2 separate regions of the Homo sapiens genome follow, and region 2 is linked to region 1. Evidence: read pairs that join two places in POLR2A ChIA-PET (ENCODE). Cell type or tissue: PC-3. All regions are shown on one strand. Each heading gives the region's core, and the rest is flanking DNA. Links, peaks and the distances in the headings are about the cores only.

Region 1 (7,144 bases), core at 1,456-3,955:
TAAAAACAGCAGCTTTAATCCAGCTTTTCTGTTTGCTTGTCTGCACAGCTGGAAGCAGAAGTAATTTACTACACAGTAAACACCAGGAACGCCCAAGAACTGGGATAGACCCCATCACCTTCGTCTCCAACCTCCAGGGGCACCAGATGAATCACCTCCTGTTTATATCTTTTTTTTTTTTTTTGAGACAGGGTTCTTGCTTTGTCACCCAGGCTGGAGTGCACTGGCATGATCACAGTGCACTGCAACCTTGAACTTCCAGGCTTAAGCAATCCTCCCTCCTCAGCCCCTCAAGTAGCTGGGACTACAGGCACACACCACCATACCCGGATAATTTTTAAAATTTTTTTATAAAGACAGGGTCTTACTGTGTTGCTTAGGTGGGTCTCAAACTCCTGAGTGCAAGGGATCCTCCCATCTCAGCCTCCCAAAGTGCTTGCATTACAGGTGTGAGCCACTATGCCTGGCTTCCTGTTTATATCTTCTGTATTTTGCTTCTTTTTGGGAAGGCATTCCCTGCAAGATCCTGGTTGCCACACCTCAGGCCCTGAGTAGGTAATAAGACACAGGGCTGTCTTCCACACCCTGGCCCCACTGATTGAGTCCTACACATAGGGAAGGTCCAGCTGCTGTCCTTTAAAACCAAACTGAGGCCAAGATGGCAAAATTTACGTTGCTATATCCTCTTCCTCCCCTCACCGTACTATCCTCATGGCCCTCCGTACCCGACTGCGGGGTGCTTCCTGGGACAGGCCTGACATAAGGAAGTGTCATTTCCCAACCCTCAGATCCAGTACGCCCTTTTAGTAAGAAACATTTCGGCCGGGCGCGGTGGCTCATGCCTGTAATCTCAGCACTTTGGGAGGCCAAGGTGGGTGGATCAACTGAGGTCGGGAGTTCGAGACCAGCCTGACCAACATGGAGAAACCCTGTCTCTACTAAAAATACAAAATTAGCTGGGCGTGGTGGCACATGCCTGTAATCCCAGCTACTAGGGAGGCTGAGGCAGGAGAATCACTTGAACCTGGGAGGCAGAGGTTGCAGTGAGCCAAGATCGTGCCATTGCACTCCAGCCTGGGCAACAAGAGCGAAACTCCGTCTCAGAAAAAAAAAAAAAAAAGAAAAGGCCTCCTTTTACCATCCTGAAATGACATTCACATTCATGTACATTACAAGTCTTGCTGGTGTGGGACAGCCCCCCAGCACCAGACCTCTGCCCATTCAGTGCCAAAGCACCCTCAAGGAGGAATTCCCAAAACACACCCCGAGGGCAGGCAGGAACAGGACCCTTGTCTGTCTGGTTCAGCGCGGAATCCCCACCACCTAATACAAGACCCTGAATGCACTAAGTAAATAATTGCAGTCTGGATAACTATGCTGTGATTTACTGCCCTCTTCCTACAAAGCTTCCCTGTCCTCTGTTCACTGCCCCTGCGTGGGGAGCCAGAGAAGAAAAACGACTCAGGGTGCACAGGGGCCAGCTCCCTTGCACAGAGAGTTCTACACAGTTCACTGATGCTGTGGGCAAATGGATGCTTCAGGGGCCCTCTGTCCTGCCGGGGGCGGAATGAGGACAGGGTGAGCACAGAAAGGAGAGACATCTGTAGAGTCAGTGACGCATGGTCAGAACACAGAGTCCAGAGTGCACAGCCTGACCCTGGCCCTGGCTCTGCTCAGCTGTGTGCCTTCTGGTAACCCCTACAGGGCCTTAGGTCTCTCATCCAGAACGCAACGATGATAATAGTAGTTAAGGTTGTTGTGAAGACGCAGTGAAATTATTCACGTAATCAGGAGAGGTTGGCACGTGTTAAAATTATCCATTACTGGGTAATTTGGATCAACGAACTATCATTCCTGACGCCTAGATTCCCCCCGTCCCTCAAGCGCCTCCTCACCCTCCTCCCTCAGACTTCCAGGCTCCACCACCACTGGTGGATGGTCAAGAACCCAGAACAGGCGACCGACCTCTCTTTTTCTTTCCCCTGCTGCACAGCCCATCTCAGAGCTCCCTTCTGTGAGGCTCAGCCAGAGGCCTGCAGGGTTGGGACAGGCTCCTGGAGCCCTCCCCACCAACGAGAGGCCCCGGCCTACTCCCCTCACCTGCACAGGAAAACCCTGGCCCAGTCAGGGAACCAGAAATCTCCTCCCAGTCCTTACCTTGCCCTCACCCTCAGCCACCACCAACTACCCCTGGACGGGCGCCCCCTACATCCCTGCACCTCGGTCTGTGTGACCCCAGGAGTGCCCACTCCCCAATGTGTGTGCCCCTGTGGGTGTCCAAAGCCCTGTCTGTGTGACCCTAGGGGTGTCCACTCCCCAGCGTGTCCGACCCTCGGACCCCAGAGCCCGCAGCCCACAGCCTGGAATGGCCTGCCGCGCGCGGGGCAGGGACGCGCGCACGAAAGCGTCCACATGGAGCCACAACACTGGGCAGGGGCAGCCAACCCGGGCACACCTTTTTGTGTGGGGTAAGGAAAGAGCCCCTCCCCCGCGCGGGGCCCGGCATGCTCGTGCCCATCCCGTCCTGTTGGCACTCCCAGACCCGAGCGGCCCTCGGCCTCTCTCCCGCCCACCGCGTTGCCCTCTCCCCCGAAGGCTTAGTCTTGACCCAACCCTCCCGCCGCGGAACAAGCAACTGGCTTAAGGCCGGGGCGCGGTGGGCTCTGATTGGTCGATGACGATTGACGGTGATGATCTGATTGGTCGATGGTTGATTGGCGCTTCTCGGTAGCTGCCCGGGCGCGCCTCCGCCCCTGCGCTCCGGGCTCCCATTCGTCGCCGCTCTGGGGCATGCGCAGTGGGTGCCATTCAGTGCCTGGGCTCCGGGAAAGTCGTGCTTTTACGGTTCCGGGTACTGGCTCCCACACCACTGCCTCGTGTGGGGTTGTTCGCCCGTGAAGGGGCAGGACAGGGTGCGCGCTGGTGGAGGTTAGTGAGGTCACACACCGGGCCGTGGCGCCTGGTGCGCTGGGCGCTTCCACCTCAACCTTCGTAGCAAACCCAGCGGGGTTCTGTGCCTGCGCACCGTGGTTCCTGCGTTCATTTACTGTCCCGTTTCTCACTCCGGAAAGTGTGGCTTTGAGTTTGATCTGCAGGAGTAGGACGGGCACAGCGGGTGTCTGGTCTTCCTCGCACCATAAATCGCAGAGCGAGCCCTCTGTGGTCTCTGGATACAGTATACCAAAGTTAGATTAACTGTACTCCTTCTCACAAGCCGGTCCAACGTTTGCAGCAGTGAAAAAGCCCTAAGTGTCAGGGCCTTTGGCGAAGCCTGTGTAAGGGAATAAACACTTTCCCCAGTTTTCCAGGCGCAAACTGATGGTTTTGGAGCATTAAGGTCTGGTCGGATGGGGCAGGATGGCTGCGTTGACACGTCTTATTTAATCCACATCATAGGTAAGGTGACCACTTATCTTTTTACAGGTTGAAATTGTTACATTTTGGCCGGGCGCGGTGGCTCACGCCTGTAATCCCAGCACTTTGGGAGGCCGAGGCAGGTGGATCACGAGGTCAGGAGATCGAGACCATCCTGGCTAACACAGTGAAACCCCGTCTCTACTAAAAAAATACAAAAAATCAGCCGGGCGTGGTGACGGGCGCCTGTAGTCCCAGCTACTCAGGAGGCTGAGGCAGGAGGATGGCGTGAACCCGGGAGGCGGAGCTTGCAGTGAGCCGAGATCGCGCCAGTGCACTCCAGCCTGGGCGACAGAGCGAAACTACGTCTCAAAAAAAAAAAAAAAGAAAGAAAAGAAATTGTTACATTTTATATATATGTAAGTTGAAATGGAAGTATATATTGCAAGCATTATAAACGTATGCACCAATATGTATAAATCCATGATTTACAGGGATATAGATGCAGATGGAGCCGTGGGCCCAGTTCATTGCCCTGGGGTGAGTCACATGCTGAAGGGACAGGGGACTGTTGATCTTTTAACTGGGTGCCCAAAATGTTAGGAAGCCTGAGCCCTGAGGCCCCAGCTTTCACTAAGTGGGAAAAAATTCCCTTAATTAGCTTAGAAACTCCAATAGCGTAGTGCTGCCTCCACTGCTGAAAACAGCCAACCTTGATATCAGGTCTGGTCCCAAGAAACAACGTTGATATCAGGTCTGGTCCCAAGAAACAACGTTGATATCAGGTCTGGTCCCAAGAAACACTGTGTGTTTTTTTTTGTTTTTTTTTGTTTTTTTTTTTTTGAGACATAGTCTCGCTCTGTCGCCCAGGCTAGAGTGCAGTGGCGCGATCTCGACTCACTGCAAGCTCCACCTTCCGGGTTCACGCCATTCTCCTGCCTCAGCCTCCTGAGTAGCTGGGACTACAGGCGCCCGCCACCACGCCCGGTTAATTTTTTGTATTTTTAGTAGAGACAGGGTTTCACCGTGTTAGCCAGGATGGTCTCGATCTCCTGACCTCGTGATCCGCCTGCCTCAGCCTCCCAAAGTGCTGGGATTACAGGCATAAGCCACTACGCCCGCCCCAGAAACATTGTTCTTTCCTTTTCTCTTAGATTGTTATTTTATCCCTCTTTTCTCAGGAATGAGGAAAAAGGTTGCTATTTTAACTGTGAGTGTGTGGGAACTGGAGTACTGGGTAGCACTCTTCAAAGGTTCAGTTGAAGTCCGGGCAATTAGTCACCTCTGGATTTTTTTTTTTTGAAATGGAGTCTCACTCTGTTGCCATGCAGGAGTGCAGTGGTGTGATCTCGGCTCACTGCAACCTCTGCCTCCCGGGTTCAAGCGATTCTCCTGCCTCAGCTTCCCGAGTAGCTGGGACTACAGGCACGCACCACCACGCCCAGCTAATTTTTGTATTTTTAGTAGGGATGGGGTTTCACCATGTTGGCCAGGATGGTCTCAAACACCTGACCTCAGGTAATCCACCCACCTGGGCCTCCCAAAGTGCTGCGATTACTGGCATGAGCCACTGTGCCAGGCCCCTCCTCTGGATGTTTCTGAGAGTGGCTGGCTTTGTAACATGTATACTTCACTTTTGTATAATACTTTGTATATACTTCCGTTTCATATAATACTTTGTATATACTTCAGTTTCGCCACTCAGATGCCATAGGAAGTGAGGGGTGCATTGTTTTTGTTTGGGATTTTGTTCTAAAGATTACAGTATAACCAAACATACAATAAGCTATATTAACTCATTTTTTGGTGGGGGGGTAGAGACAGGGTATTTCTTTGTCACCCAGGCTGGAGTATAATGGTGAAGTCATGGCTCACTGCAGTCTGGACAGCCTGTGCTCAAGCCATCCTCCCACCTCAGCCCCCCAAGTAGCTTGGAGTACAGGTGCGCCACGCTACACCTGGCTAATTTTTTACTTTTTGTAGAGATGAGGTCTCACAATGTTGCCCTGCTGGTCTCAAATTTCTGCGTTCAGGCAATCCTCCTGCCTCAGACTCCCAAAGTGCTGGAATTACAGGCATGAGCCACTGCACCCAGCCTTTATTACCTTTTTTTTTTCTTTTTTTTTTTAAGATAGGTTCTCCTTCTGTTGTCCAGGCTGGAGTTTAGTGGCACGGTCTTGACTCACTGCAACCTCCGCCTCCCAGGTTCAAGCAATTCCCGCACCTTAGCCTCCCGAGTAGATGGGATTTACAGGTGCTCGCCACCACTCCTGGCTAATTTTTGTATTTTTAGTAGAGACCAGGTTTTGCCATGTTGGTCAGGCTGGTCTCAAACTCCTGACCTCAAGTGATCCGCCCACCTCAGCCTCCCAAAGTGCTGGGATTACAGGCATGAGCCTCCATGCCCTGCAGTATTATCTTTTTTAAAGAGAGAGTACTTGAGGCCAGGAGTTTGAGACCAGTCTGGGCAATGTGAGACACCGTCTCTACAAAAATTACAAAAAATTAGCCCAGTTTGGTGGTACACACTTGTGGTCCCAGCTACTCAGGAGGCTGATGTGGGAGGATCACTTAAGCCTTGCAATTAGAGGCCGCAGTGAGCCATGATCACACCACGGCACTCCAGCCTGGGCAACAGAGACCTCATCTCAAAAAATAAATAAATAGGCCGGGCACAGTGGCTCGTGCCTGTAATCCCAGCACTTTGGGAGGCCAAGGCAGGTGGATCACCTGAGGTCAGGAGTTCAAGACCGGCCTGACCAACATGGTGAAACCCCATCTCTACTAAAAATACAAAAAATAAGCCAGGTGTGGTGGCTAACGCCTGTAATCCCAACTACTCTGGAGGCCGAGACAGGAGAATCGCTTGAACCTGGGAGGCAGAGGTTGCAGTGAGCCGAGATTGCGCCATTGTACTCCAGCCTGGGCAACAGGAGCAAAATTCCATCTCAAAAAAAAAAATAATAATAATAATAATACAAAAATTAGCTGGGGGAGGCCAGGCGCGGTGGCTCATGCCTGTAATCCCAGCACTTTGGGAGGCCGAGGCGGGCAGATCACCTGAGGTCAGGAGTTCAAGACCATCCTAACCAACATTGTGAAACCCCATCTCTACTAAAAATACAAAAAATGAGCTGGGCATGGTGGCACGTGCCTGTAGTCCCAGCTACTCGGGAGGCTGAGACAGGAGAATCGCTTAAAACCAGGAGGTGAAGGCTACAGTGAGCCCAGATCACGCCACCACACTCCAGCCTGGCGACAGAGCGAGACTCTGTCTCAAAAAAAAAAAAAAACAATTAGCTGGGGCTAGTGGTGGGCGCCTGGGCGACAAAAGTGAAACTCCATCTCAAATAAATAACAGAAACACACCCTTTCTTATCTGTTGTGCATACTTAACTAAAAGAAACACACCCAAAAGTATTTACAAATAAAGAAGATGGGGGAGGAAAAGAAAATCTTTAGCTTATTAATAAAAGAATGGGTCTATTTGAAAAGTACAAATGCTAAAAAAAAAAAGTGCTTCAATGTATATAGCTTGCCTTTTAAGTCTGTAGCCATTTAAATTATAAGAATTTCATCATTTGCTGGCCAGGCGCAGTAACTCACACCTGTAATCCCAGCACATTGGGAGACCGAGGTGGGCGGATCACGAGGTCAAGAGATGGAGACCATCCTGGCCAACATGGTGGAACCCCATCTCTTATTAGCCGAGCATGGTGGTGTGCACCTGTAGTCCCAGCTACTTGAGAGGCTGAGGCAGGAGAATCGCTTGAACCCAGGAAGCGGAGGT
Region 2 (7,144 bases), core at 1,849-4,348, 380 kb after region 1:
AAGTTTTTTTTTAGTTATATTTCCAAGCATATGTGATTTATATGCTGACATATATATTCATATATATATGTAACAATATAGCTGTCCCTCAGTATCTGTGGGTTGGAGGAATTGGTTCCAGGACCCCTGTGGATACTAAAATCCGTGAACACTCAAGTCCCTTATATAAAATGGTATGGTATTTGCATGTAACCTATGTAAATTCTTCTGTATACTTTAGATAATCTCAAGATTTCTTATAATACCTGATACAATGCTACGTAAGTAGTTGTTATACTACATTGTTTTTATTTGTATTATTTTTACTATGTTTTTAAATTATTTTTTTCCTCAGTGTTTTTGATCCAGACTTGGTTGAATCCGAGGGCTGATAGTAGATATAACATATATATATATTGTGTGTGTGTGTGTGTGTATAATATATATACCTGATTTGTTGAGGTGTGTATGTGTCCAAGCTGTGAAGTTATTGAGCTATTTGTGGGTTATTTCCCTTGGTTTGAAAACCTCTGACCTATTTGGGAGTATGTCTCAGAATATAAGCTCTCTGATCTCTTTATGGGTGTATGTTGCAAGATTTCAGGTCTGTGATCTATTTCTGGCTCTTTTCCCTAGCATGTGAGGTCTATGGCTTGATTATGGGTCTGTATTGCAGGATTGAGACCTCTGATTTGTTTATGGGTATCTAGCTCAGGTTGTGAGGTCTCTGATCTGTTTGTGGCTTTATGTCTCAAGATGTCAGGTCTGTATACCTATTCTGCATATATATCCTGCAGGTAAGGTCTCTAGGCTGTTTGTAGTTTCATGTTGCAGGATTCAAGGTCTCTGATCTCTTTTTGGTTGTGTTTCTTACATGAGGTCTGTGATCTGTTTGCTAGTGAATGTCACAGTATGTGAGTGTCTCTTTTGTGTGTATTTGTCAAGGATGTGAGGTCTAATTCAACATGTCCCGGATTGTAAGATACCTAACCTGGTAGTGGGTTTATGTCTGAGAATGTTTCTTTCTGCAGTGTGTGTGTGTGTGTGTGTGTGTGTGTGTGTGTGTGTGTGTGTGTGTATGTCCCAGGTTTGGAGATTTGATCTGTTGGGGGTGCATTTTGCAGCATGTGGGGCCCCTGATATCTTCGTGGGTATATATCCTATCATGTCAGGTCCATGTTTTCTTTGAGTGTGTATGTCCCAGATGGTGAGTTCTCTTATGTGTTTGTGAGTTTAATTCCAAGTGATTGAAGACTCTGAGTATTTTTTGGTATATGTCCCAGAATGTGTCTCTGCTCTTTTTGGATGTCTGTTAGAGAGTGGAGGTGTCTTATCTATTTGGAAGTGTATGACTCAGGATGTAAAGTCTGTGAATTGTTTGTGTGTGTATGTAGGTCTCTGGTAGCTAATGGTACCCCAAAGATGTGCACTTCCTAATCCCTGAAACCTACAATTATGCTAATTTACATGGAAAGGGGGACTTTGCAGAGGTGATTGTGAGGGACTTTGCAGAGGTGACTTTGTGGAAGTTAAGCATCCTGAGATGGGGATGCTTATCCTAGATTAACTGGGCAGGCCCAATGTAATCACAGGTGTCCTTATATGAGGGAGGCGTGAAGGCAAGAGTCAGAGAGGGCTATGTAGTGATGGAAGTACAGAAAAGATGATGGACAACATATACAGAGATCAAAGAGAGCTAGAGATAGATGGATACAAGGAGAGACAGATGGGGGAGGAGGAAGAAAGGGGGGTGGGGAGAGAGACAGAGAGAGAGAGAAAGATTTGAAGGTGAAACAGACCTCTGGCTTTGAAGATGGAGGAAGAGGCCATGAGCTCAGAAATGTAGGCAGCCTACAGAGACTGGATTCTTTGGCCAGGCGTGGTGGCCCACGCCTGTAATCCCAGTACTTTAGGAGGCCAAGGTGGGTGGATCACGAGGTCAGGAGATCAAGACCATCCTGGCCGACATGGTGAAAACCTGTCTCTACTAAAAATACAAAAATTAGCTGGGTGTGGTGGCGCGTGCCTGTAATCCCAGCTACTCGGGAGGCTGAGGCAGTAGAATCGCTTGAATCAGGGAGTCGGAGGTTGCAGTGAGCCAAGATCGCGCCACTGCACTCCAGCCTGGCGACAGAGCAAGACTCTGTCTCAAAAAAAAGAAAGAAAGAAGAAAAAGAAAAAAGAAATTGGATTCTCCCCAAGGAACTCCAGAAAGAAGTCAGCTCTGCCAACACCTTGACTTTTACCCTGTAAGACTCTTTGTCAGAAATGTAAGATCATAAGTTTTTTTTTATTTTTATTTTTTTGAGACAGAGTCTCACTCTGTCACCTAGGTTGGAGTGCAGTGGTGCCATCTTGGCTCACTGCAACCTCTGCCTCCCAGGCTCAAGCGATTTTCGTACCTCAGCCTCCCGAGTAGCTGGGACTACAGGCGCCCGCCACCACTCCCGGCTTATTTTTGTATTTTTAGTAGAGACGAGGTTTTGCCATGTTGGCCAGGCTGGTCTCAAACTCCTCGGCTCAAGGGATCCACCTACCTCAGCCTCCCAAAAGGCTGGGATTACAGGTATGAGCCACCCCCAGCTGAGTGAGATAATAAATTTGCATTGTTTTATGACAAAAAGCTTTTAGTGATTTGTTTCAGCAGCAATAGAAAATCAATAGTGTGTCAGGTTGTGCTGTCTCTATCTGGTTGTCAGGATGTGAACTTCATGATCTATTTGTGAGGGTGTGTGTCTGATAGTGGAGGTCACTGATTTCTGTGCAGGGTCTCTGATCTGATGACCTATTTGGTGGTGTGTGTCCCAGAATTTGTGCTCTCAGCTTTTGTGGAGGAGCGTATGTTCTAGGATGGGACATCTCCAATCTGATTTTGTGTACATGTGCCAGTGTGTGAGTTCTCTGATCTGTTGAGGTGCGTATGTCTAGGGTGTAAGGATTCCAAGCTCTGTGTGAGTATATTTCCTTTTGCTTGAAATTCTTGCCCTGTTTCTGGGTTTATGTCCCAAGATGTGAGACTCCCTGATTTGTCTGTCTCTGTGTCATGGTGTGAAGCCTCTGGTATGTCTGCTGGTGAATGAAGCAGAGAGTGAGGTCTCTCACCTCTTTTTTTTTGTTTGTTTTTGAGATGGAGTCTCACTCTGTTGCCCAGGCTGGAGTGCAGTGGTGCGATCTTGGCTCACTGCAACTGCTGCCGCCCAGGTTCAAGCAATTCTCCTGCCTCAGCCTCCCAAGTAGCTGGGACCACAGGCCCGTGCTACTATGCCTGGATAATTTTTGTATTTTTAGTAGAGATGAGGTTTTGCCATGTTGACCAGGCTGGTCTCGAACTCCTGACCTCAGGTGATCCGCCCACCTTGGCCTCCCAAAGTGCTGGGATTATAGGCGTGAGCTACCGCGCCCAGCCTCTCACCTCTTTGAGAGGGTTCTCTCAGGAAGTGAGTTCTCTGATCTGATTCTGAATGCTTAGCCTAGGATATGAGGTCTTTGATCTGTTTGTGGGTATATATCCCTGGCATGAATTTTCTGAGCTGTTTTGCCAATATTTGTGGGTACTTATGATATGCATATAAAGTTTCTGGTTTGTGTGCTGGTATTTATAGTAGAAGTCAGGTTTTGTTGTGGTACATGTATCCACAATGTGGTTTTGGAGCACTCTGTGGGAGACCTGTGATCTCCTCTTGGGTCTATACCAAAGACAGCAGGTCTCTGTACTTCTTCAGGAGTATTTTCTGCATATGAGGCCTGTGACCTGGTGTTTCATGTCGTGGTATTAGAGGTCTCTGGTATGGTTTCTGGTTGTGTTTCTCAGATAGGTTCTCAGATAGGTCTCTGATCCATTTGTTCGTGTGTGTCATCGTATGTGAGTGTGTCATCTCCTCAGGGTGTTTATAGAGGGTGTGAGTCCCATTCTTTTTGTGGTTTTATGTCCAGTTTGTGAGGTTCCTGACCTGTCTGTGGGTGTCTGTCAATGAATGTGTTTTTTTGTGTTCTTTGTGTCTGTGTCTCAGAGTCAGAGATCTGGTATGTTCGAGGGTGTTTGTCCCAGAATGTGGGGTCCCTGATCTCTTCGCTAGTGTATATCCCAGCGTGTCAGGTTCCGGTTCTCTTTGAGAATGTACTTGGCAGAGTGTGGTTCTCTTATGTCTTTGTGGGTTTAATCCCCAGGGTGTGAGGACTATGAGCATCATTTGGCGTATGCCCCAGAGTGTGTGGCTCTCTGATCTTTTTGGATTGATGTCCAGGAGTGGGAGTTCTCCGATCCCTTTGGAGGTCTATGACTCCAGCTGTGAGATCTGTGAGCAGTTCATGGGTGAAAGTCCCGGGATGTGAGGGTTCTCTTTGTGCATGTATGTTCTGTTTCGTCAGATAATAGATCCCCAAATATGTCCTCACCTCATTCCTGGAGCTTGTTAATATGTTGTCTTATCTGGAAAGGGGGCTTTGCAAATACATATTAGGTAAGCATCCTGAGATGGGGGCAGTTATCCTGGACAATCCAGGTGGGCCCACTGTCATCACAAGAGTCTTTATATGAGGAAGGTAGGACCTTCAGGGTCTGAGAAGACTGTGTGTGTCACATCAGAGAGGACCATGTGACAACAGAAGTAGAGTCACAGAAGGTGATGCGATGACAGAAGCAGAGGTCAGAGAGAAATTTGAAGCCAAAACTGTTGAATCATCTGATCTCTTGGGAGTTATGCTGTAAGATGTCATGTCTACCATCTGTTTCTGGGTGTGTTTTTCAGCACATGAAGTGTGACTGGATTATGGTTGTATACTGCAGGATTTGAAGTCTCTGATTGTTTTTGTATGCTCCAGGATGTGAGAGCTCTGAGCCATTTGTCCATGTACGTTGCTGGAGTGGAGGTCTCTGATCTGTGTGGGTGCATGTCCACGTTGTAAGGTCTCTAATCCTTTTGTCAGTGTATATCCCATGATGTGAGCCCTCTGATCTGTTTGCAGCTATATTCGTAAGATAGTTATCTGTATGTTTCTGGGTATGCGTGTGTGTCGGGGTCTGTTATCTGTATTCTCTTTATGGGTGTGACCTCCCCTAGATGTGAGGTCTCTGATTTGTTTGTCATTGTATGTTCCAGGATGCAAGATTTGTGAATGGTTTGTGGGTGTGTTTTGCAGGATTTTATGTCTGTGATCTATTTGAGGTTGTGTGTCATAGGATGTGAGGTTTCTGATCTTTTTCTGGGCAAATTTCCTAGCATGCGAGGTCTGTGAACATTTTGTCAGTGTCCCAGGCTATGTTATCTCTGATCTCTTCACATGTATTGCCAAGTGTTTAATGTCTCTGATTTGTTTCTTGCTGTTTGTTCCAGGACGTGAAATCTCATACTGTCTGTGGATATGTGTCCCAGGGTGTGTGGTCTCTGATCTGTTTGTGGGTTTGTATATCCCAGTGTTTCATTACTGTCTGTGGATTTATTTCCCAGGATTTTTTAGTGTATTTCCTAGGATGTGCATTTCTCTGGTCTTTCTCAATGTATATCCCACAGTGGACAGTATCTGTTCCCTTTGTGGGTGTATATCCCTTGGTTTATGATCTCTGATCCTTTGTGGGTTTATATTTTAGGATGTGAAGTCTCTATTGTGACTGTGGGTGTGTGTCCCAAGACGTAAATTCTCTGGCCTCTTTTTGGGTTTATGTTCCAGGATGACAGGCTCTATGTGTATTTCTAGCCTGCAAGGTCTATTACTTATTTGTGGGTGTAAGTCCAAGGGTATGAATTCTCTGATCTCTTTGAGGGTCAGCGTACCAGAATGTCAAGTCTAGTTTGGTTATGGGTGTATGTCAAGATGTGAGCTCTCTGATCTCCTTGTGGTTGTATGTCTCAGGATGTGAGGGTTCTGATCTGTTCCTGTATGTTTGTCAACAGTGTGTAATCTCTGATCTGTTTGTGGCTCTGTGTCCCAGGTTGTGAGGTTCTGACCTGTCTTTCTTTCTTTGTCCCAGCATGCGAGATCTCTGAGGTGTTTGGGTTTATGTCCCAGGAATTGAGTCTCTGGTCTCTTTGTGAGTGTGTGCCTCAAGTAATATGTGAGGTCCCTGATGTAGTCTTTGGTTTATTTCCCAAGGTGTGAGTGCTCTGATCTATTCATGGGTATATGTCCTGGCATGTGAAGTGTCTGGTATTTTTATGTGTATATGTCTCAGGGACTGAGTTCTGTGATCTGTTTGTGGGTATAAGGCCCCAGATGTTAGTTCTCTGAAATATTTGTGGGTGTATATCTCAGCTTGTGTGGTTTTTGATCTTTCTGTGAGTATGTCACAGGATGTGAGGTCCCCGTTCTTTTTGGGTGTGTGTTTCCTAGAATTTGGATTTTCTGAGCTGTGTGTGTGTGTGTGTGTGTGTGTGCGCGCGCGCGCGCACATGTCACAGGGTTGAGGTCCCTGGTCTGTTTGTTGGTGTATGTCCAGGATGTGAGTTCTCTGATCTCTTTGGGTGTGTACGTCCCACAATTTGAGGCCTCTGAATTAGTTGATACTCTGCATCCAGCATATTAATTCTCTGAAATATATTTTGGGGTCTATACCCTAAGTCTCAGAAGGATTCTGAATCCTGAATGCGAGGGTTCTGCGCTTTTTCTGGTCTACATTCCAGGGGGGTGAGTTCACTGGGCTGTTTTGCGGACTGTGTTTACCTTGTGAGGTCTCTGAGCTGTTTGTCCACTGGTGTCCTAGGATACGTGGTCCCTGAGCTCTTTTGGTTTCAAAGTCCCTTGACCTGTTTGGGATATATTTTCAGGCGTGAAGTCTCTGTTCCTTTTCAGAGGGCTCAGTCCCGGGGTTTGATATATCTGACTCATTAGGGGTTTGTTCCAGGGTTAAGGTCTCTGAGCTTGTAATGGGTGTGTGTGCGCCAGTGAGTGAGTTTTCTGAGTTGTTTGAAGGTCTATAGGTGTGAAATTTCTTAACTCTCTGGTGGTTCCTGTGCAGAGTATGATGTCTCTGAACTATTTAGCAGTCTCTCTTTTCAGGTGTGAGGTGTTTGTACCCTTGTATGAGAACTCTGATGTATTTGAGTATCACCGCCAAACTGTTTTGAGCCAATGTCCCAACAAATGAGTTATCTGTGATGCCGTGGGTTTTGTCCTAGGGTTGATTTTCCTGAGCAGTTTCAGGATCTGTTTCCAGAGTCTGATGTCTTTG

The links. Peaks named below come from ENCODE experiments on the same cell type or tissue, not always from the same donor. Only the 100,000 strongest peaks of a DNase experiment are listed, where the experiment ranks them.
Region 2: POLR2A ChIA-PET joins it to region 1 with 5 read pairs; 1 of 35 experiments calls an interaction of 5 or more read pairs at or near these places.

The regions. Positions count from the first base shown.
Region 1 is chrX:49,096,834-49,103,977 of GRCh38, reverse strand. It overlaps a transcript of WDR45 not described here. Among named protein-coding and RNA genes, the nearest start is that of WDR45, 21 kb to the right of the region's middle. RefSeq lists an enhancer at 3,355-3,434. In PC-3, for the core only: a CTCF peak has its summit at 2,229; a DNase peak (open chromatin) is centred at 2,677; H3K4me3 peaks cover 1,966 bases; H3K27ac peaks cover 1,055 bases.
Region 2 is chrX:48,712,779-48,719,922 of GRCh38, reverse strand. No RefSeq gene overlaps it. Among named protein-coding and RNA genes, the nearest start is that of SUV39H1, 20 kb to the right of the region's middle. RefSeq lists an enhancer at 6,551-6,845. In PC-3, for the core only: no CTCF peak of the experiment used is centred there; no DNase peak of the experiment used is centred there; H3K27ac peaks cover 389 bases.